Linked DNA regions of Mus musculus: region 2 is linked to region 1. A link is a loop called in an ENCODE intact Hi-C map of the cell type or tissue named here. Cell type or tissue: left cerebral cortex. All regions are shown on one strand. Each heading gives the region's core, and the rest is flanking DNA. Links, peaks and the distances in the headings are about the cores only. Region 1 has its middle 44 kb from the start of Ubr2. Region 2 holds the start of Gm41589 (a long non-coding RNA gene).

Evidence for each region. Peaks named below come from ENCODE experiments on the same cell type or tissue, not always from the same donor. Only the 100,000 strongest peaks of a DNase experiment are listed, where the experiment ranks them.
Region 2: it touches region 1 in a loop (6-fold over the local background); 2 of 42 quality-filtered maps call a loop at or near these places.

Annotation. Positions count from the first base shown.
Region 1 is chr17:47,048,563-47,060,066 of GRCm38, reverse strand. No RefSeq gene overlaps it. Among named protein-coding and RNA genes, the nearest start is that of Ubr2, 44 kb to the right of the region's middle. In left cerebral cortex, for the core only: a CTCF peak has its summit at 1,889 (motif pointing left); DNase peaks (open chromatin) are centred at 5,269, 6,278 and 8,710; H3K4me3 peaks cover 433 bases.
Region 2 is chr17:47,135,071-47,146,574 of GRCm38, reverse strand. It overlaps Gm41589 (a long non-coding RNA gene), which reads left to right and starts at 6,876. Exons shown (of 3, transcript XR_876847.2): 1 at 6,876-7,327; 2 at 10,436-10,562; 3 at 10,699-11,201. It also overlaps a transcript of Trerf1 not described here. In left cerebral cortex, for the core only: a CTCF peak has its summit at 6,570; DNase peaks (open chromatin) are centred at 6,075, 6,656, 7,026, 7,299 and 5 more places; H3K4me3 peaks cover 5,318 bases; H3K27ac peaks cover 4,601 bases.

The DNA.
Region 1 (11,504 bases), core at 1,738-9,737:
GTATTTCCACGTCAACAGGCCCAGGAAACTGATCTGAACCAGCCCCAAAGCCCGAGGCAGAGCAGCTGTCAACCTGGGAGGAAGGAAACCAAAGCAAGCAGCCAGAGCCTCTGAGAGAGGGGTTGTCTGTGTGCTTCCTTCGGCAGCCAAAGCCTTCTAAGAACAGATGTCTAAGGGCTAGAGGCTAAGGGCAGAACACTCAGGATAGGTGGGTGGGTACAGGCACTCCCCTCCCCGTTCTCATCTTCTTGCTTCTCCTCCCCTCCCCTCCCCTCTCTTCCCTTCTCCTTCCCTCCACTCTCCTCCTCTCCCTTCTTTACTCCTCCACCCTCCTCCCCTCCACCCTGTACCCTCCTCCCCTCTTGATATGCTGGGAACCAAACTCTGGTCCTCTGGAAATGCAGCAAGTGCTCTTAACACCTGACACATTTCTCCGGCACCTGCATGTGCTTTTTTAGACAGTGTCTCTTATAGCCCAGGCTGGCCTTGAACGCCCTATGAAACCAAACATGACCATCAACTTCTGGTCCTCTTACCAATACCTTCTGCGTGCTGTAATTACAAGCAAGTCTGTGTGTACTGTGTATATGCTTGTGCTAGCCCCTGGGTACACATTTGGAGGTCAATGCCAAACGTCTTCCTCTATAGCTGTCTGCCATAGTTTTGAATCTGTCTCTCCAGTGAGTCTGGAGCTAGCCACTCAGCTAGACTGGCACGGCACTGCGGCCCTGGAATCCACTCAGCTTTGCTCCCCTCCCCCATACCCAGTGCTGGGGTTAGAGATGAACCTCCAGCTTTCACTTGGGTGCTGGGGATCTGAACTTGGGTCCTCGTGGTTACACAGCGGACATATTACTGATTGAGGCATCTCCCCAGGTTTAACCCTTTTAACAATACTGCACCCTTTTGAGTAGGAAACTGACCTGGTTTACTGACCTGAAATGCAAAAATTCATGTATTACAGAAGTAAATATCGTAGGATATGAATATCACTGTGGTTCAGTAGTCTCAAAAACCATGGCCCAGAGGCTGCTGGCAGGGCTCAGCGGTTACGAGTGCTTGCTGTTCTTACAGAGGACCTGAGCTCAGTTCCCAGCATCAGTGCTGGGCAGCCACCAACTGTAATTCCAGACCCAGGGACTATGGCGCCCTCTTCAGGCCTCCTTGATTACATACACTCGCAACTCAAAAATTAGCCCACACTCGGAAAGTTCTCTTTTAAAAACAAACATAATTATTAGTCATTTTTAATAGAAATCCAATAAATGTGTGTTACACATTAAGGTTAAAAAAGCAAAAAAAAAATTTTAATGGAAAATCAAGCTGTAGGAGAATAAACTCTGGGTTTAACTGTAAAGACTTTAGTGAGTCTTGTCACCTAACATCATTAGACACTGTCGAGGTGTCTTCTCACATCATTGAACATCCTTCTACAGCACTTGTGTGAAGAATCCATAGCCACTACTAACACAGGTTGCTATAATTTATGTAGCTGGTTCTCTAGAGCTAAGTGTTTGATTCGTTCTTCCTTTTAATTATACTAACTAAAATGCCTCTGGACATTATTAGAGAGAGAAAGACATTTGCACAGATCTCTGATCTTTCCCCTAAAGCACATTTCCATGTAATTTCAGCAAAATCTATTGGATCAGAAACTGTGTACATTGATAAGATCCTGTTTCCAATGACAGCCAGCCTTACAGAAAGACTCCGGCTACTCCTGCTGCTATAGGACATTATTGCTTACATTAAACTTAGGGGTCAGGGGAGCCTGGAGAGATGGCTCAATGGTTAAGACTGGTTCTTCTTCAAGCACAATCTGGGTTCATCCCCAGCACCCATATGGTGGTTCACAATCCTCCATAACTGCAGCTCCGGAAAATTTGGTGCCATCTGCTGGCCTCCTTGGGGACTGCACACATTTGGCGGATATACATACATGCAGGCAAAGCACCCATACACATAAATTAGCACTTAACCCACTTTTAAAGGAGCAGAGCTTTTTTTTTTTTGTTAATTTGCTTCTATTTGCCCACTCAAAACATAGGATTTTTCATGTATCTGCTGTCGTTTGCCCTTCTACAACAGACTGCTTGTCCCAATGTCTGCTTTTGTCAAGACCTATAAGACTTCCTCTAAACAAATATGTGTCATACAAGCATCAAAGGTTTCCCCCAAGTGTCTCATCTTAAGAGACTTACAAGTGGACTTTTTTTTTTCAAGACAGGGTTTCTCTGTATAGTCCTGGTTGTCCTGGAACTCACTTTGTAGACCAGGCTGGCCTCGAACTCAGAAATCTGCCTGCCTCTGCCTCCCGAGTGCTGGGATAAAAGGTGTGCGCCACCATGCCTGGCTTACAAGTGGACTTTAAAAGAAATAATTATCTATTATATGAGTACACTGTCCTCAGACACACCAGAAGAGGACATTGGGTTCCATTACAGGTGGTTGTGAGCTACCATGTATTTGCTGGGAATTGAACTCAGGGCCTTTGGAAAAGTAGTCAGTGCTCTTAACCTCTGAGCTGTCTCTCCAGCCCCCACAAGTGGACTTTTTCAGTAGTCACCAAGTTAACCTATTTTTACCCCTATGCTATCTACCTTTTGTGTTATATTTAGAAAGATCTTTTCAAAAGAACATCACATAAATATTTACAGGTCTGTTTGCCCACACATGGGTCCTGAAAGAGGATATAAAGCTAATTTGTTTTTTTAGTTTCAACTTCATCATAGGTTCTTTTTCCTTCCTTTCCGGTGTCGATATGTGAGTTCATTTTTTTTGAGTATTGAAGTAGCAAGAGCCACATTTTGCACCTCAAAATTGTGAGGGTTGTTTCTTTATTATGATGCTGCTGGCCAATCGTGCATTAGGAGTTTCACAGACTTATCTAGCAATAGCGATTTAAAAACAACAACAACAACAACAAAAAGTTTTATGTGGGGGTAAGTGTTCTGTAATCTGAAAGTCTTCCAATTTTTCTGTCAAACACCACCCCCTGCGCACACACACACACACACACACCGTTTCATTGTTTCTGAGAGCATCTTACAGCGCTGCCTAGCTGGCGTTAGATTCCTGACCTCCCTCCTCAGCCTCCTGAGTGTGAGCCACCAGGCTAGACTTTGCCTTTGGTTTGTCTTTTGTTTTGTAATGGGGTTGGTCAGTATCCGTTACTTTTCTGTTGCTGGGATAAAATACTATGACCAAAGGCAACTCATGGAAGAGTTTCTCCTGCCTCAAGCTTCCAGGAGTTCCAGAGAGCTCCATGCCCATAATGGTGGGGATGGCATGGAGAGGGAGGAGCCTGAGACCGCATCCTAATCGCACACTGGAAGCCGAAAGAGCAAGCAGGAAGTGGAGTGAGGCTATAAATTCTCCAAGCCCTCCCCCAATGACGTACTTCCTTCTGCAAGGCTCCACCTCCCAAAGTTCCCTCCACCAATAGAGAACCAAGTATTTAGATACATGGGTCGGGGGGGGGGGGTCTCATTAAAGCCACCAGAAGGCCACACTGTGCCATCCAAGCCACTCTCAGATTCCTAGGCTCACGTGATCATCTTGTCTCAGTCTCCCAAGCAGCTAGGGTGACAAAAACATACCACCAAGTTCAGCTGCCCTACATCTTGCCAAAACTAAATCGTTTTTCTGGATGTGGGACTTTCAGACTAAACTGGGAGATGTCCAAAGCAAACGGGACCAAGGAGTCACTGTGGCTGTCAGGTTCTTCGGACTGTGTGGGAGACATGTGCAGTTCACACAGGGATGCCGGGCTGTGTGTGGAGTCACAGTCGATGCTCTTGTGAGTGGATGTGTGTGCTGAATTGTCCTCTAGGGAACCCTGGTGTGCTAGAATCGTGAAGAAAAGTTGGATTAGGCACTGGGGAGTTGGTTCGCTCTGGAAAGTGTATGCCATGCAGGCATGAGGACCAGAGTTCGGATTCTCGTCACAAACATAAAAACCAAGGCTCTGGTATAGCTCCAGGCTCTCAGGGATTGGGCAGAGACAGGAGGATCCCTGGGGCTCCCTGGCCAGCCAGGCTAGCCAGGGAGCCCCAGGTTCATTTAAAGATTCTGTCTGAAAGAATAATAAGGTAAGAGGCTGGTGGGATGGGTCAGTGTATAAGGGTGTTCATCACCAACTGGGATAATATGAGTTGAATCTCTGAAGCCCAATGGGGGAATCTCTTCTGGCCTCCTAGTGCACTGTGGCATGCAAGGTCTACAAACATGTATGTATGTATGTATGTATGTATGTATGTATGTATGTATGTATGTTTGCACCTGTGCTCTCTCTCTCTCTTTCTGTCTCTCTCTCTCTCTCACACACACACACACACACACCCCAAATAAATGAATAAATAAGCATTTAAAATTTTTTAAGGGCCGGTGAGATGGCTCAGTGGGTAAGAGCCCCCGACTGCTCTTCTGAAGGTCCAAAGTTCAAATCCCAGCAACCACATGGTGGCTCACAACCATCCATAATGAGATCTGACTCCCTCTTCTGGTGTGTCTGAAGACAGCTACAGTGTACTTACATATAATAAAAATAAATCTTAAAAAAATTTTTTTTAAGGTGGAGAAGCAATTGAAGAGGGTACCTGACACCTGCCTCTGGCCTACACATGGGCACTCTGTGCGCACAAGAATGTCTCTCCGCACATACACAAGTGCATGTGAAATGAAAGGAGTCTGCTTTAGCAGAGGAGTGGAGGTACTTGACAAGACTGAAGAACTGGAAGGACCGGTATGGACCGGGATTCCAGATTTCAGGAATCAGAGAGGCACTGTAGGGCAGAGACCCAGCCCCCAGCCTGGCAAGATAGAGTCCTGGTACCACGGGCTTGGGAACCAGAATCAGGTTTCAAGCAGAAAATCTCCTTAGGGACTAAGGCTCAGGGTATCGCTCGGCTCTGGAGTTTCCAAGAGTGAACAATTAGGAATGGAGAGATGCACTAAGAGGCTCTGTCCTAAAGCCTCAAAGAGGGCTACCAAGATGGTTCTGTGGATAAAGGTGCTTGCTACCAAGCCTGACAACCTGAGTTCGATTCTGAGGACCCACAGAGTGGAAAAGAAAGAACCGGCTCCCTCAAGTTGTCCTATGACCGCCACATTCATGGACGCATAAATAAATAATAAATAAATAAGGCATTCATGAGACCATGTGAAAAATCACACACAGCCAGCCTGGTTCTCCTTTCCTTAAGCTGCCTGCCTGCCAGTGCTAATTTTAGTGTCAGGGCAGTCTAGAGAAGCGGCTCCCACCGGTTCCTGCCAGTTCAGACTGCGCATTGTTCTTTCGTTTCCTGAAATATCTAACTTTGCATTTCTTTAAAAAAAAATACTACCCCCAATATGCATTGGGATAAAATTAGATCATGAAGAAAAATGTAACGACGAAAGCAAAAGTTCCTGCAATTGCTCTCGATTTAACTGGCTGTTGACGTTTCTGTGTTCTGTCCCGCTCATAGGGAGCCACTGACTTTGTCTCTGGAAGTTCAACTGTGTGTGATTTCTTTTGGGAAGGGTGAGGTATAAGGGTTCCACAGTACTAGCCAACCAGACTGGCATGGCATCTGAGATCGTCCCAGCTCAGCCTTCCAAACGCTGGCATTCTGGCGTGCATCACCACATTCGACTCCAAATGTCATTTTTGGATGGTGGGCGGGGTGGGGTGGGGGTTGTTTGTTTGTTTGATTGCTTGTTTGTTTGTTTGTTTGTTTGTGTGATTGTTTCATTTTGTCTTGAAACAGGATCTCAAAGTGATACAGTCTGGCCTCAAACTCACTATGCAACTAATCGGCCTTAACTCTCTTCCGGTCTGTCTCTCAAGCTAGGGTTACAAACATGTGACATTATGCCTGGCTTGCTAAATGCCTTTTCTAACTGAGTTGGTTGGTTGGTTGGTTAGTTAGTTGGTTTGTTAGTTAGTTGGTTAGTTAGTTGGTTAGTTACATACTTATTTAGTTAGTTGAAACACAGTCTCCTATAGGTCTGCCTGCCCTCAAACTTGCACAGTAGCTGAAGTTAACCTTGAACTCCTCATCCTTCTGTCTCCACCTCTCAAGTTCTGGAAGCCTGCATCACCCTACCCCACCTTAATATATTGTTTTAACATAACATTTGCTGAAAACTTTTTCCGCCTCAATAAATAGTATCTATATCAGCATCAGATGCCAGCTCACCAGAACCTAGTCTTATCTGGGAGATGGAATTCTGGCCATGCCTGTCAAGGGCGGGCTTGATTGAGTTAATGTGAGAAGACTCTTCCTAACCATGGGTGGGAGTGTTCCCTAGGCAGCGGATCCTGGACTACACAGAGCGGAGAACAGTGAGCTAAGTCGTGGCCAGCATACACACACACTGCTTCTCCGCTGTGCATGGGATGCAGCCAGCTCCTCCGAGCTCCAGGTGCCTTGGCTTCCCCCACTCCTCCTGCTCCATGGCAGTCTGTAACTTGAGCTGTGAGTCTGAGTAAACCTTTCTCCCTTAAGTTGCTTTTGTTAGAGTATTTAACAACAGCAACAGGAAAAGAAGCTAAGATACATACTGTTTCCTTAAACTGACAGTCAAAATAAGGGTACAACAGTCCCTCTAGGGTTCACTGGGTTCTGAGTTATGAACTTGCCTTAGCCCTCCCTTCAATAAATATAACTGAAAGGACAGTGTCTACATCTATTCTTTTGAAGATTTATTATTTTATTTATGTGTATGTGAGTGTGCATGTTCCTGTGTATATGCAGGTGCCCCCAGAGACCAAAGGAGAGCATCAGATCCCCTGGAGCTGGCATTACAGGCACTTTGTGAGTTGCCACATGTGGGTGCTGGGAACCAAACTCTGGCTGTCCCCTGCATGAGCAGGAGGTGCCCTTGACTTAAGAGCCATGTCTCCTAAATTTATTTTTAGCTGACACATTTAGAGATTAAGAGGCAGATCCTGAAGCCTGGCATGGTGGCACACATCTTTAATATCAGCACTGGGGAGGCAGAGACAGGTTTGGTAGGTTTGAGGGCAGTCAGGTCTACATAGTGAATTCCAGGATAGCCAGAGCTAATAGTGAGACCCTGTTTATAGATAGATAGATAGATAGATAGATAGATAGATAGATAGATAGATAGATAGATAATTGATAGATAGATAGATAGATAGATAGATAATTGATAGATAGATAGATAGATAGATAGATAGATAGATAGATAGATAGATAGACAGACAGACAGCAGGTTCTAGAGTTTGGTTGCCTGGATTCAAATGCTTTCTTTTTCAGCTCTTTTCTTTCCTTTCTCCAGCTGTTCATTTTCATCTGAAAATAGGAACCATAGTGAGGTCTACAGGGTAAGATTGCCACAAGGACCCCTTTTGCGTGCCCAACAGGTTTAGCAGAGCTTCTGAGTTAGAGTGGCCATTCCCAGAATACCTTCTGTAATTATATTGCCTTCTCCAAAAAGCTTCGGCCAATGTTGATTCATTGAGGGTAAAAAATCAAGTCCCCTGGTGTTCTCATAGGATCTATCTAACTCTTACATAAAAGTTTTTAAATGGTAGTGCATGCTGGGTTTCCCAATTTGCCTGCACTATGAGCAATTTCTCCTGGGGACTAAGGGTTATCATTCCCTCAAACAGGTTCTGTCTGCCTAGTGGTCAAGAGACTAAATTGACAGCCTTTAACCCTGTGAGAGAACTGAGCTCATTGACCTGGGATAGCAAGTTTGACAAAATTTGTCCTTTAATTAAAGGGATAGTGAGTGCTCAAATGCATGTGTGTGCATGACTGAGTGCTAGAGAGAGAGAGAGAGAGAGAGAGAGAGAGAGAGAGAGAGGTTTTTTGGTGCTTTTTGAGACAGGGACTCATAACCAAAGTGGATTATATAACCAGGGATGACCTTGAACCTCTGACCAACACGCCCCAAATTCTGAGATTACAGTCATGCACCACCACATCCTTTCAACTTCTCTTTTTAAATGAAAATTTATAATTTAAACAGTAGCACCACCCTCAAGTCCTCCTCGTCCTCCTCCCCTTCTCCTCCTCCTCCTCCTCCTCCTCCTCCTCCTCTTCCTCCTCCTTCTGGTGGTGGTATTGTTTCAAGACAAGATTTGTCTGTACATCCCTAGGTGTCCTGGAACTCACCCTATAGAACAGGCTGGCCTTGAACTCAAAGATTCAGCCACCTCTGCCTTCTGAGTGCTGGGATTACAGAAGCTAGGAGGTGCCCCGCCCCCTCCCAGTGGACCTCTGCTTTCTAAAAGGCCCTAACTTGCTTTCCCAAACAACTAGTTTGTCCCCAGGGAAAAAAAGATGGCACATCTGGCTGGAGCAGTGGCCCTCAGTCACCACAGAACATTAGAGTACACCTCAATCAGAGCTTCTGGAAAGATCCAGGTTGAGCTGCACAGGTGCACAACTAACCCTGGAGATTTTTCAAAGTCCTCAGGGGGCTGCGGTGGTCAGCAGAAGCCTTGAGGTCCAGTAGGCTACAGGAGACAGGGGCACTCTCAAACCCAGCTTTATGTTTTGTTTTGTTTTGTTTTGTTTTGTTTTGAGGCAGGGCCTTGCTATGTAGCCCTGCATTAGCATATATCTCAGGCCTTGCTCTGTAGCCCTGGACAGCCTGGAACTTAGCATCTATCTCAGAATAGCCTCACCCTCAAATCAATCCTCCTCCCTCAGGATTTCTAGTGCTGGAATGGAAGGTGTGAGCCACCCACACCTTGCTCTTCGACTCATCTTAAGTGCCTTCCTGAGTAACCCTCAGTGGATAGATCTGTAAAAGCATTCTCTCCTCTGCTCTCAGAAGACCTAAGTTTGCTTCCCATAACCCATGGTGGGTGCTAGATCGATTTAGTTTTGTTTTGTTCTGTATTATGCCTGTTGATATGTCTGTGTGTCACGAGCATGCCCGTCATCTACAGAGGTCAAAAGAATGTATTGGATCTCCCAGAACTGGAAATATGAATGGTTGTGAGCCACCGTGTGGACCCTGGACATCATCAAACCCAGGTCTTCCGTAACAGAAACAAGTGCTCTTAATGTCTATGTCCAGCCCCTCAAACCCACATTTTTAAAAAGCTAGTCATAGGGGTTTTTTAAAAACATCTCTGTGCAACAGACAGAGGCCATTATAGAAAACCACAAAACAAGTGTTTGTGGGCGCAGGGAGGTGCCCAGCACCAACTGATCTGTCTACAACACAGCTCCTACACCTAAGGCTTGGGGATTGTTGTGAAAGAGGAGCAGGAAAGTTGTTAGAGGAACAGGAAGTTTGCTGTGAGATTGTGTGTCCTAGAAATGTCAGAGGGGCTACAGCCATGAAGGCTCGCCAACATGGCAGCTACATGAAGGTAGATCCCTGAATTCCAGGACACCTGGACTGTACAGAGATAGCTTGTCTAGAAAAATAAAAAATAAAAAATAATAATAAAAATAAAATAAAAATAAAACAAGCAAACAAACAAACAAACAAACTGTTTAAGGTGAGTTGAGCGTTGGAAAGAATCCCAGAGGCTGTCCTCTGGACATGGACACACACACACACACACACACACACACACACACACACACACGCATACCCTGTGGCCATTTGTCACAATCTCCTGGGGGTTTGGCCATGTAGAACACCAGGCCCACCTCCTGGAGACTGGAGTTTAATTGGCCTGGGTGCACCTGAGCTCTTGAGATTTTCTTTTACCCTCCAGACAATCCATGCCCAATACAAGAACCATGTTCTTGAACAATGAGTCTCCCAAGTTACCATGTACACCAACCCTGTGGAGACCTAATCACCACAAAGATTCTAGTTCAGGAAGTCTGGAGTGGAGGCCCTGATCCCACGCCTCTGCCAAACTCCAGTGTGGTGAGGATATTGCAGTTCATTCAGTGTGCTTGTAAGACACATTTTGGTCCTCAAGACCGCTCAGTGTCCGGGTGGTCTTTAGGGTCAGCATGTGCCAGACTCGGGATGGTCTCTGTTGGAAGTACAGACCTCAGACATAGCCCCCTGCTGCAGCACAGGTCATGGTCATCATGGCTTCAAACAGCAGCAAGGACCACAGACCCCTGCATGGCCTTCGGGGTATTAGCATTCTGTCTAAGCTCCACTCCACAGTTACCTGGCAATGGCCAGGCAGGCCCGACTCAATATAAAAGGGGCTGCTTGCCCCCTCCTCATTTTCTTGCCCTCTTGGTCTCTTGTTCCTCTCTTGCTCTTTCTCAGCTTCCCTTCCCTCCTCTTTCCCCATTCTCTTCCCCCCCCCCCCCCCATGCTCATGGCCGGCCGGGCCCTTCCTTTTCCTCCCCTCCCCTCCCCTCCCCTCCCATCCCCTCCCCCTCCCTTCTCTCTCTCCTTTCTCTGCCTCCACTACCCCCTTAACTCCGCCCCCCAGGCCCTGAATAAACTCTATTCTATACTATACCATCTGTGGCTGATCCCTCTGGGGGAAGGGATGCCCTGGTATGGGCCCGCTGAGGCACCCCCTTCCCCCATACCTGGCCACACCTCCATAGAACATATCCCCCTCCTCTTTATCTTTGTATAAACACATTAGGTGGTAACTCAGCCCTGGTTGGCAGCGTAGACTACAGACATCAACATGGCTCTCCTAGCTTCAGCAGAACCACAGAACCAGACATGGCCCTCAGCAGCAGCACAAACATCACACGGCCTTCCGTGGTAGCACAGCTATGGACATCAGTGTGGTCCGCAGCTGTGGTTAGGACCACAGACACCCACATGAACCTCGGGCTTCCACACGGCCTGATACAGGGGAACATGGACACCAACGGGGCCTCTAGGGGCAGCAAGAACCATAGAGGTCTTTCAAGAAGGTCAAATCTAGAAAATAAACTGTTCTTCATCTTGTCCATCCTGCCGTTGCTCAGAACCAGGGCAGCCACACAGCTGGGCAGTATTCGGAGGCTGTGTCTGCGCACTCTCCAGGCTGCTGCACGCTACCCTGCCAGCCTTATTCAGCAAGGACACATTCTCCTGTCCACGAAAGCTTTCTCTCACAACGATTAACCCTCCCATTCCCGGCGCTGTCCTGTTTCCAGTATCACCTCCCTCCACTGTGCACTCGCCATTCCATTCCTCCACCTTCCCTACCTCGGCATCACCACTCACTGGAAACTGCACTGTGTCACATAGTACATATATATATATTTGCCCAAAAAACTTTGCATGCAGATACTCATTGCAACGAGCCATTGGTCTGGTTCATGGTTCTTGTTTCTGAAGTACTGTAAATACTGGACCATTGAGGAGATTGGTCTCAGATATCCTGTTGATGCCCAGGGTCAGGGTGATACTGCACTAGGCAGGGCATCAGGGGACAAGGTTTTGTGCAAGCTCCTAGCTGCTGCATACCTCCCCACACCAAGACTCACTGGGCTCAGTCTTTGTGCTTGTAGGCTGCAGGTAACACCGCTACCTGGCACTCTCCATCTCCCAGGGGGCAACCATCATGGGGGGGTGGGGGACAGCCATGGAGGTTCTGTGTTGAAAACTGG
Region 2 (11,504 bases), core at 2,028-10,027, 86 kb before region 1:
TCTTCTTCCTCTAAAAGTATTTTCAATGTCAGTAGATCAGTAGCCAGCATGACCCACACCGCTCCTAGCTTCTTGTCCTCTAGGCGGAAACAAACAACCTAAATATTCATTTCCTCGGCCCGAATTCCTCTAAGTGGCTACTCTGGGAATTTCAAATTCTTAGAAAACATCCCAGAGGGGTTTTTGGTGGTTGTGTCTGTCCTTTAACTCAGAAGAGCTTTTCTAAAAGACTCATGGAGCAATTCACATAGAAAGACTTTAATAGTTCTTTAAAATGCAGCCCCGGGGAGGATGGCACAGTGGGTAAAGTGGCAGCTGCAGAGGCAGAAGGACCCCGAGTTCAGATCTCCATCACCCACCTAAGACAAGCGAAACAATAAACACGATGGCATGGGGCTATAGTGGAGCACAAGGAGGCAGAGACAGGAGGATGGGGTCCCGGAGTTCACTGGCCAGCCACTGAATGAATGAGCTCCGGATTCAGTGAGAAATTCCGTTTCAAAATTTAAAGTGAAAAGGGCCGGACCGAGGCCTGGGACAGGTGGGGACACATGGTAAGGGCATATGCCACAGAGACTGTCAACCTAAGTTTGACCTCCAGAACCCACAAAGTGGAAGCAGAGAATCAGCTCCCACAAGCTACCCTAGACCGCCACGCATGCGCAGGGGTACACATATACACAAATAAAAGTCAAATGAATAAATAAGTTAAATAAGGTGACAGGGCACCTGAGGAGGAAACAGGCAACACTGACATCTGGCTTGCGTATGCACACACGCATGCGCGCAAGCACGCACGCATATACGCAGGCACGCACGCCCATATCCATCAGTGGATAAGCATACCAGTAACTGCAATCCGGCGGGTTTTAGTCCCTTTCCGGACAGGGTGGGGATAAAGAGAAAAATCTCAACTATATTTTAACCTCACCAGTTACTCTCCAATATGAAAATCTAAAAATACGGTTAACCCACAAGATCCTTTAAGATTGTAGCCTTCCCACAAGATCTCTGAGGACTCCAGCCCTCTTCCCTGTTTCAGCCACACAGTTTCGTGAGTTCAGAAATGTGTGGCTCCAGGGCAGGTCTGGAGCACCTGTCTGGATCCTTATTTTTTCTGGGTCAATATCCAAAGTCAATAAAACCATCTAGAGCTTTCTCCCGAAAAGCCCAGAGTGGCAGTCCAGGTCCCGGAAGTCACCATACACCGTCAGTCAGTAAGGACCCTATCACCACTCGCACGAATTGCAATAGCCCACATGTGAGCTCATCAGGCAAGTTCACACTAAGCTTTGAGGGTCCACTTCGCCTCCCCAAAGCTACCTGCTGCCCGGGAACAACAGCTTAACTAACCTCAAGCTTGACTCAGCATTAGATCATCCAGCCAGCTGGCTGGAGAGGAAACTTCGAAGATGAACTGAAATTATTTTGGGTGCCTGAAAGTACAAGCTCCCTCTACAGCAGCACGTATAATTAGGATTTTTTTTTTTAATAAATCTACAACAGGGCTGGAGAGGTGGCTCAGCAGTAGTGAAGGGCACTTAACTGCTTGCTCCTGGCAGACTACCGGAACTTCATTCCCAGCACCCACTAGGAGGGTCACCACTGCCTATAACTGCAGCTCCAGGAGACCCCACGCCTCTGGCCTCAGCAGGAATCTGCACTCACATGTGTACATACCCACATGCAGACTCACGAACAAAAACACAATTAAAAGTATTTTTAAAAAAATCCATAAGATGTAAATGAATGAGGGACTCTACACCAACAGCAGGCTTTCCTAAGTAATGGCTTTTACATGTTGGCACAGTTGCCAGGCCGCTCAAGCGCCTTTGTGGAATGCCAACGTACAAATCCATTTCTCCAGGAGAAGACAAAAAACAGAAGTTAATCAACTCGCCCTGAGTCCATGAAGCAATTTGGCCGTTGGCCCAGGAAGACAGTGTCAAGAGCTCTGGGTTCTCACTCCACGTGACTCTAGAATAAAGCTGGAACCCAAAGAGCTATCCTTTAAAAAAAAAATAATAACAATAACCCCCATATGCAGAACCGGCTAAAAATTGGTACCCTATCCATTTTCAGATTCACCTTGGCCTGCCTTGAGCATACAGCCACCTTAGAAGTTCTGTCACGTTACAAATGCCCACAAACTCAAACCAACTACTAAATATAAACAATTTTAGCTCTTCTCACCCTATCAGCCTCTTGGCAAATTCTTCTATGCACCACCCCACCCTGCCTAGGGAGAGAAAAACAATACTTTGTGTTCTTACGATAAACCCATACATCAAAAAAGAAAGAGAAAATTCTAAATAAGCTTTGTTTTCCGTGTCTGCACATTTTAATATACGAGGCACGGAACACAACACCCTCTCCTCTCTCCCCTCTTTATAATTTAAACTCTGAACTCAACAAATAGCACAGGCACAGGCCGGTTAACAGAGTGCTCTCTGCACAGCTGCTAGACTGACTATTTCCACAGTAAGCTTCTGTCAATGCTCTCTGATATTAGCACATGCCTGCTACGTGGATGCCTGCTTACCAAGCTGTGAAAAGACCCACGTTCATTCTGGAACCTACAAAATTAATCTTCTCTGTGCCTATAATGCATAAGGCAAAGGCGCCTTCCCTCCCTCCTCCTCTCCCCCCCCCCCAACATGTCAGGCTAGCTTCTAAACAATCAGTTGGCGAAAATGGACATGCCTGAAAGGGCGGGGCCCAAAGGGGTGTGTCACTCCGGGTATCAATTCCTGTAAATCAAATCCTGACAATTGTCACAATATTATAAAAAGAATGAATTATGATTCTTGGGCCTTCAAGCCTTTATTACCACGAGAACATTCTCAGTTGAATGGCGGAGGGGGGGGGCGCTACTGTGACTTGATTAATGGCCAAAAGCGAGACAATAAAATAAATGTTAAGAGGGGGAAAAAAAACCCATTCTTGGCTCCCAGGTTAGACATGTAAATAATTCCACCCTGGAATAAACACACATGAGGAATTCTTATTTACTCTCTGAGCGTATACACCCAATCAGACTCAGCCAATAGCCCAGTTAAAGATAACAGCTAATTTGTTTAGCTAATGCCTAGTTGGGAACATGTGATAGGTGGCACTAAGATTTCGAACTAACTCAACTCTCAATCTGCCAAATATTAATCCCTTGATCCTGAAGCCTGATGGGAGGAAGGAGAGAAGGAAAAACGGACTGTTTATCAGTAACATAAGGGGGTGGTGGTGGTGGTGGTGGTGTTATTATTTTGTTTTGTTTTTTAACCCATTTTCCCTTTCTAAACTCAAAACCTGTTTACAGAACTCAGGAAAGCTTAACCGACTTTAGTTAACCTCGGTGTTGGGTGGTTATGCCATATCCCTACTAACCAGTTCCTGGCCAGACCCCCTGGTGCTCAAATTCTCCTGGCCAAGTTCAACTCCCCACACCAGCACCCATCAAAGTTAAAGGATCTGCAGAACCCAGTAGGCTGCGAGCCAAGAAAGCGAGCAAGGAGAGGCAAAGACTGCTGGTTTAACTAGCTAAGTGCTGGCTCCTCCAAGCATCTTGTCGGAGTGGGCTACAAAGCACACTTCCCCACAGAACTCCTTGAATGAGAAGTACCGAGGGTGCAAGCAAACGATTGTCACTGCCTGGGACAATGTAAAACTCCTTTCTTTCTTTCTTTCTTTCTTTCTTTCTTTCTTTCTTTCTTTCTTTCTTTCTATTTTTCTTCTTCTTCTTCTTTTTTTTTTTTAAATCACCTCGGCTGCCTGAGGAAAAGGCCAAGGAAACTGCTTCTCCCAGGCATGCTCTGCTGACGTCTTGGGCCATGCCTGAACTGGTCATGTTGAAGCATGACTTCCACACACTTAGCAAGACAGTCCAGGACCACGAAAGACCAAGCACTGACTACAACACAAACACTTCACTTACCAAAGCAACATTTGTCTGAGGAGTTTGACAGCAAGCTGACTCTAACCTGCCCGGAACCCCAAGGCATATTTTTTTTTCTTCTTTAACCCAAGGATGGCGGGCTGCAAGCTCCAGCCAGGCGCTGGCCAGAGGCTGCCTACCAGGTGCTGTCAGCCTGCCTCCGTGGGTAAAACCGTGCTTTGGTTTGTAATTTCTGCTTCTTCAGCCCACCAGCAGTAACTTCCCAGACTCACAGACTGAAGTTGGGGAGTGAAGAGGCAAGTTCGCCTGCTTATACACTTCTCCCACCTGGGTGGCCACACTTACTTCTGGGGACTACCCAGCCCCCACAGAGCCCGCAGACTCCCATATATACACATATGTATCATGTCAAAAACCCCAAAAGACACATCCCTAGGGTCCTGCGGTTTCTTGGCTGGAAGAATGGAGGCTTTATAATATACCAACCTTCAATTTCAAACCCACCACCGACACCCTTTAAGCTGGGGTTTGCCAGTTACACCGCCCACCTCACCCCTCCCCCTTTGCTGGGATGCTATGAGCCCGGAGAGGGAACAGGGAAGAAGGCGAGCAGGGAAAAGGCCCTGCTAACGTACTGAAAGTAAAGAGGCCTCGGGAGACTTGTCTTTCTGTGTCCCCCGCAGGCTTCCCTCCACACTCCACCCCCATCTTCTTACGGAGCATCCCTCCTCCCAACTATTTTTTTTTAAATGAAACTTAATAAGCTTTTCGCCTACCTTGGCTGTTTCGGCAACAAGTGCCTGGGCAATCCGACAAGACGACCAATCTCCACTTGGGGGGGTGAGATGGGGGGCGAGCCGAGCTGATGGAATAATTTCAATATTAATTTATGTCAGCCGCCTTCTCGCAGCTACTCATTTACAGTACTGCCCTCAGCCTGTAAACAAATATCGCTCCGCCAGGAAACATACTCCCCAGATGCAAGCCCCTCTCCCCAAGCAGGGAACCTGGCCCCTCGCCCCTCCCTCCCACAGCACGGCCCCCTCCCCCCTGAGTCCCGGGTGGGAAGCTCAGGGCTTTCTAAAGCACCAACTCACCACCTTCAGCCACCACCCCAGCAAGAAACTTACTCGGTCCGGTCTACGCCTCAACCCTCCCTCCAGGAAATCTCCTCTCCATATGTATTCAACCTCCCCGCAGGAAATCTGCTCCCCCCTCCCCCCTTCTATATACATGCACACCCCCCTCCTCCTCACGCGCCCTCCCCGGCCAGAAACTTACTAGCTAGCAAGCAAGCGTGCAGGCTCTCTCGTCCTTGGAAACTTACTCCCAGATACAGCACCAATAGCACCCCTCTTTCCCCCCTCCCCCAGGCCCTGCTCCCTTCCTTGCCCTCCAACTCCAAACTCTCCGCATCCAGCCACTCTCTCCCTCCCCGGTGGAAATTTGCAGCGCCGGGCTGCGCGCGTGCATCCACCCTCCTCCCCTCCAGGAAACTTACTCCCCATCTGCATGCACCGCCTCTCAGCCATCGCATAGAGGGAAGGGGGTGTGCTGGGGAGACAGAAATACATATGTATCTCTCGCCCCTCCCCCGGCCGCAGCCCACTCAGGGCCGAGCAGCGCTAACCTGGCCTTACCTTTTTGCATGGCCCCCTCCCCGAGCCCTCCGGATCCGCTCCCCAGCACCCCAACCCACCCCTTTTCACCCATCACCCACCCCTAGCAACCGTTCCTAAGCTCCTCTCGGCCTTTTTTTTTTTTTTTTTTTAAATCCAGGATGCAAATTCCTCCCCTGTCAGCAAATCGACTGTCAAATTATTTTCTTGCAAAAGGAGAAAGGCGGGGTGGAGTGGGGGGGGGGGTCAGAAAAGGGGGGCAGACAGGCGGGTAAAAGAGGGAGAGGGACAGAGGAGGGGAGAGATATCCCTCCGCAGAGCTGGGGCTGGCGGCGGGCGGGGAAGCAGGAAGTAAGGTGTCCAGCGCGGCGGGTTCTCCGCCGCGGCCCCCGCCCGCCGCCCCTGTCCCCCGGGGCGCCGCGCTCCGGCAGGCGCGGGCCGCCCGGTGCATTGTTCGCAGCCTTCCCCTAGCCGGTGCACGGACGACTTTTTTTTTTTCTTCTTTTCCGCGCTCCGCGTAGTGTATACGTGAGCTTGCACCTTTTGTAAGCTGGCGAGTCTCTGAACTGGAGAGGATGGGACCACGAGCCTAGGACCTGTCAGTCCCCGGAGTGTAGCAGAGACTCGGATCCCCGGAGGGGGTGGGGGACTCGAGGCCCCCTTGGAGTGGGAGGGGTGGGAGAGCAGCTTGGTGGCCGGGAAGCTGCCGCCTTCCCACTCCGGACCCATTGCAGGATTGCTTCCTGCGTCGCAGTCGCGGTTATTGTAAAAGGCGCGTTGCAAATCTAACGACTCGGGCTGGGAGATTTTTATTGTTGTTTATTTAAGGATTTGCAAAGATACCAAGATCCAGGCAGGCTGCAAAAAGGACTGTGCCTCGAACCCTCACCAACACCACCGCATCCCCCGGTCTTTCTAGGGCCTGGGGGTGCTCCCAGGAAGGGATCTGAGGGTTCTGGAGAAGCTCGCGCCTCCATCCTCTGCCCCTTGGGGGCGGGGAGCGGTCTCCATCTCCGCTGGGTCTGGGAGGGATGTTGCCTAGGAGAGAGGCGGGCAGGAGGGAGGGAGGAGAGGAGGGGGCGCGGGTGCGGCCCTGCGTCCGCCCCTCGCCGTGCGCCATGACTGTGGAACGTGGTGCCGGGGAGGAGGGCCCGCCGCCGGGGGGCCGCCCGGGGCTGCTCGGCATTGGTTGCAGAAACCCGAGCCCTGAAGTCGCTCCCCCTCCTTGGGTTTGTCTCCTCCTCCTGCTCTGCGGGGGAAAACCGCTGCACCCAAACGGAGAGCAGCTGCGAGCAAGGGGGCAGGGCGCCGGCTGGCAGGCTAGCCAAGGGTTCGATCCCCCCTGGGGCGGGGGGGGGGGGGGGGGCCGCTGGCTGGCCTCGGAAATGGAAAGGGATCTGAACAAGACCTCGTCCTGGGACTGCAGATCAGTCCAGGTGCCACGACCTTAGGCCAACATCCCCGGCATCTCCAACCATCTCCGTACTTCTTTTCTAGTCTGAGGAAACGTGCACCAAAGATAGTTCAACTAAAACAGCCACCCGGCGCGGAGATCTAGACTTCAGTGTTGGAGGATCTGTAGGACAACGAGGGTTTTTTTTTTCCCCACGAGGAAAAGTTACACCATCCTTTCCCTCCCCTGTGTGGAGGAATCGTGTGCCCTTTTCTCCTCAAATCTGGCGCGAGATAAGCCACTGTCCCTGACCCATCCCACCCCCACTTGGGCTCCGGGTGTGGACAGGGCGGGAGAAAAACTATATGGAAGCTTAAAGCATGAGGTCATGGGTTGAAGAGGCTGCTGCCAAAAGCCGCGGAGGTGGTGTGTATACGCGTGTGTGTGTGTGTGTGTGTGTGTGTGCGCGCGCGCGCGCGCGCGTGCGTGGGTGGGTAGGTGGGTGGGTGTGTTTGGAGGGGTAACGGTTCTCCATCTTCAGCACTGGAAAGCCCTCTCATCTAATCCTATAAATTCTAAAACACCTGAACCAGGAAGACCCTCTGAAAGAAACAGAAAGAGGCTTGGGTCTATTTTCTCTCAGTGACCCTCTGGCCCGGGACCCGGTCCTTTCGACTAAGCAAAGAGCCAAGGACAGCGAAGAGGAGCAAAGCTTGCTCACCCTTACCTTGCCAATCCTCTGCTTCCATTAAGACTGCCGCCCTTACTAAGACACTAGTGTCCCACACTGCAGCTTACCGTAACCTTTTAAACCCTGCAAGTCCCTCCTGGTTCTGAAGCAACCCCACCCGCCTTGCGCGGGGAGTGGGGTGGGGTGGGGGGCGTAGTTCATCTCTGCAGCCCTCTCTTCCTTCAGTCAGAGCCTTGCCACTGCTCTGTTCCAGAGGGGGGTGGCCTCCCTAACCATTCACCTACCTGATTTTACTAGACCTTCAGTGTTCCAGTCCACTTCCCCTATCTCCAAGAACCCTTCTAGAAGTTACACCTTCATCTCTGACTCCCTGGGATTGGCGGGCCTTTCTCCAGACCTTCTAGCAGCCAGGCTATCACGGAACTGGCCCTAAGGAAGGCCCTTTGCTAAGCTTGAGAGCCACCACTGCCCCAGGGCCTGACGGTTCCCTGAGCGAGTTGGCTTGGATTCCTCTAGAGACCATGGAGAAAGCATCGCCCTGCCTTTCCTACAAACCTGAGTCTCTCCACCTCCAAAGGTCAACACTCACACCCACAGAGCACCAAGAGACAAAAGGTCTCCAAACAAAAGCTCCTCCCTGGGGCAGATAAGAAACCCTAACAGATAAGGAGTTCCAGGCTGCAGAGTTAAGTAACTGGCCCCGGGTCATAATACAGACCTTTACCACCCAGGTTTGCCGGGGCTCCTAGACCACAGGCTGCAGAAGGCTGTGGATTTGCTTCATGCAACTACACAGCCACCTTAAAAGACCACGCTTTCAACACACCACGCTTTCTTACTTGGTCCACAAGTTCACCGGGAGCAGAGAGTGTCCCTGAAGAGAGTTAGCCCAGAAGATCTAGAGCAAACTCAATCTCTCTCTCTCTCTCTCTCTCTCTCTCTCTCTCTCTCTCTCTCTCTCTCTCTCTGTCTCTCTCTCTCTCCCTCCCTCACACACACACACATACACACACACAGGAGAAAATTATGTTCCCAGAATCTGAAATTATTTAAGCAAAATTATCTTTGGCCCAAATGATTGGAAAACACCAATAAAGATAATAGAAAGACCACAATGAAATCATTTTTAAAAAAAAAAGACTTTTATTTGTTTTATGTGTGTATGGTTGGAACATGGAGGTCAGAGGACCACTTGTTTGCAAATGGTTCTCATCTTCCACCAAGTGGGATCCAGGGACTGAACTCGAGTCATGAGTCTTGGTGGAAGGTACCTTTACTGACTGAGCCAGCTCACTGGTCTTGATCAAGGAAATCAACTTTTAAAGGCGATCTGCTGAGTGACATACCTGACCCCCTACAAGCACTGTGACTTTCTGACGGTTTCGGCACAGCTCTGCAATGAAACTCAATCTGTATTACCATATACTCAAGTTGTGGTTGGTTGGTTGGTTGGTTGGTTGGTTGGTTGGTGACAGGGTAATACTATGTAACCCTGGCTAGCCTGAAATTTTCTGTGCAGCCCAGACTGTCCTGGAATTCACAGAAATCCACTTCCTATGCCTCTCAAGTGCTGGGATTAAAAGCATATGCCACCACACCCTGATAGGATTTTTTTTTTTAATGACTCAAAGGGTGGGAGAGATGGCTCATGGGTTAAGAGCATTGATGCCCTTTCAGAGACCTGGGCTCAATTCCCAGCACCCAGGTGGTGTTCTAGAACCATCTGTAACTCCTGTCCCGGGTACCCAACACCCTCTTCTGATCTCCACGGCTCTGCCCACGTGTGGTGCACTGACATGCATGGAGGCAAAACATCCATACATATAAAATAAAAACAAAATGAAAAGACAGAGAGAGTCAGAGAGAAGATGGCTACTATCAAAATATCAGGTCTTTAAACTGAATTGAGCTGGGTACAGCCTGCCCTCTGGAGATTGAAGCCGTTGACCACTGTACATTAGTGGAAGTTTTGTCAAAGCTGTTAGGTCTTGATTGTCAATTCTCAGCACTAGTCCTCATGGTAAAACTTGCTTAAATGTAATTATTTCTCCTCTTCCTCTTCCTCTTCCTCCCCCTTCTCCTCCTCCTTCTCTTCCTCCTCTTTCTTAGGCTTAATTCATTTCCATGGTGCCAAGTTCAAATGAACAACCAGAAAGTCTCTTCCTCACACTGTCCCCATCCACTCTGTTTTCCCTGAGCAGAAGCAAGAAAATTCACAGGTGGAAGATATGCCTAGCTGTCTTCCAGCGGAGGCCGTGCAACACTCTTTGGACACCTATTTCAGTCTTTATAACCAGTGCTCCTTTTCCAGCCTTGGCAGAGCCACCACCCTACATACCCACACACAGACACCACACACACACACACACACACACACACACACACACACACACACACATACACACACACCATACACACACACACACACACACACACACCACACACACACATACACACCACACACTACAGACATACAAACACACACCATAGACACACACACAAAGTCCTATTCTTCTCAAATGTTTAGCCTCATACAGGTTAAATGGTTGCCTGAGCATCTTACATTTGAAAATGATTAACCAGTTGTGGACTTTTTTTTTCCTCTGCACTAATAACCACTAACACACACACACACTCTCTCTCTCTCTCTCTCTCTCTCTCTCTCTCTCTCTCTCTCTCTCTCTCTCTGTGTGTGTGTGTGTGTGTGTGTGTGTGTGTGTGTGTGTGTGTGTGTATACACATGTCCTTCTGGATGTGTGCTGGTTGTACAAACATGTGCAAACACATCCATATGAATGTTAGGGATTTGTAACAATCTCTCTTCGCCTTATTTTTGGGGACAGAGTCACCCAGTGAACCTAGAGCTCACAGATGAGTTAAATGAGATGATCAGCAAACCCCAGGGCCCCTCCCATCTTCACCTCCCCGGGCTGGCATTACAGGCGCACACCACCAGACTCAGAACTTCAGGTGGGTACTGGGATCTGAACTCAGGTCCTCATGCTTGCACACAACTGCTTCACCAACTCACCCACCTCCCCAGATCCCTTGGCCAGCTCTGCCTGTGTGCTAAGTACTAAATACAGACTATTTACTCTGCCCTTAGAATTACTGCCACCCTCAGCTGACAGATGCAAACTGAAATGGAAGCTGAGAGAGCTTTATGAGACGTTCACCGATTTCCCGCCAGATCAACCTGAACACCAGTCCTTTTCCCTGAACTCCACCCTTGTCAATTCTTTGCAAAGTGGGGAAAATTCTAGAAGCCTGAGAAGGAACACCACGTCCACAGATGCAGCCAATGTCCTGGTCTCCTCCACACAGCTTCTCCCCTCTCCCCAGCCTGGGATGGAAGAAGACACACAGTGTCCCGAGAGTTGGCTTTCCAAAGGGAAAGTTCACTTCTGAGGCCACTCGGGCTCTTTGCCTATCTCAGAGACAGATCGGAACTGCATGAAAAATAGAAGTGCAGCCAATTTGTAACCAAAGGAAATGTTTTAGACCCGGTCATCTTTGGTGGATTGTACTGGGAGACATTTTTTTGTGTTCTGAAGTTAAACAGCTGGAATTATTTTTTAATTAAGTTTAATTAAAAAAAATATATGTGCATTGGTGGTTTGCCTGCATATGTGTGTGTGCATTATAGACATTCCTGGTGTGTGCGCATTATAGACATTCCTGGTACCCATGGAGGCCGGATCCCGAAGGGGCTGGAGATACAGATGATTGTGAGCCGTCATGTGGGTGCTGGGACCTGAACTGGGATCCTCTGGAAGAGCAACCAGTGCTTTTAACCATGGAGCCAACTCTTTGGCCCCTTTGGTTTGTTTGTTTTCCTGAGACAGGGTTTCTCTGTCTAGCCCTGGCTGTCCTGGAACTCACTCTGTAGACCAGGCTGGCCTCAAACTCAGA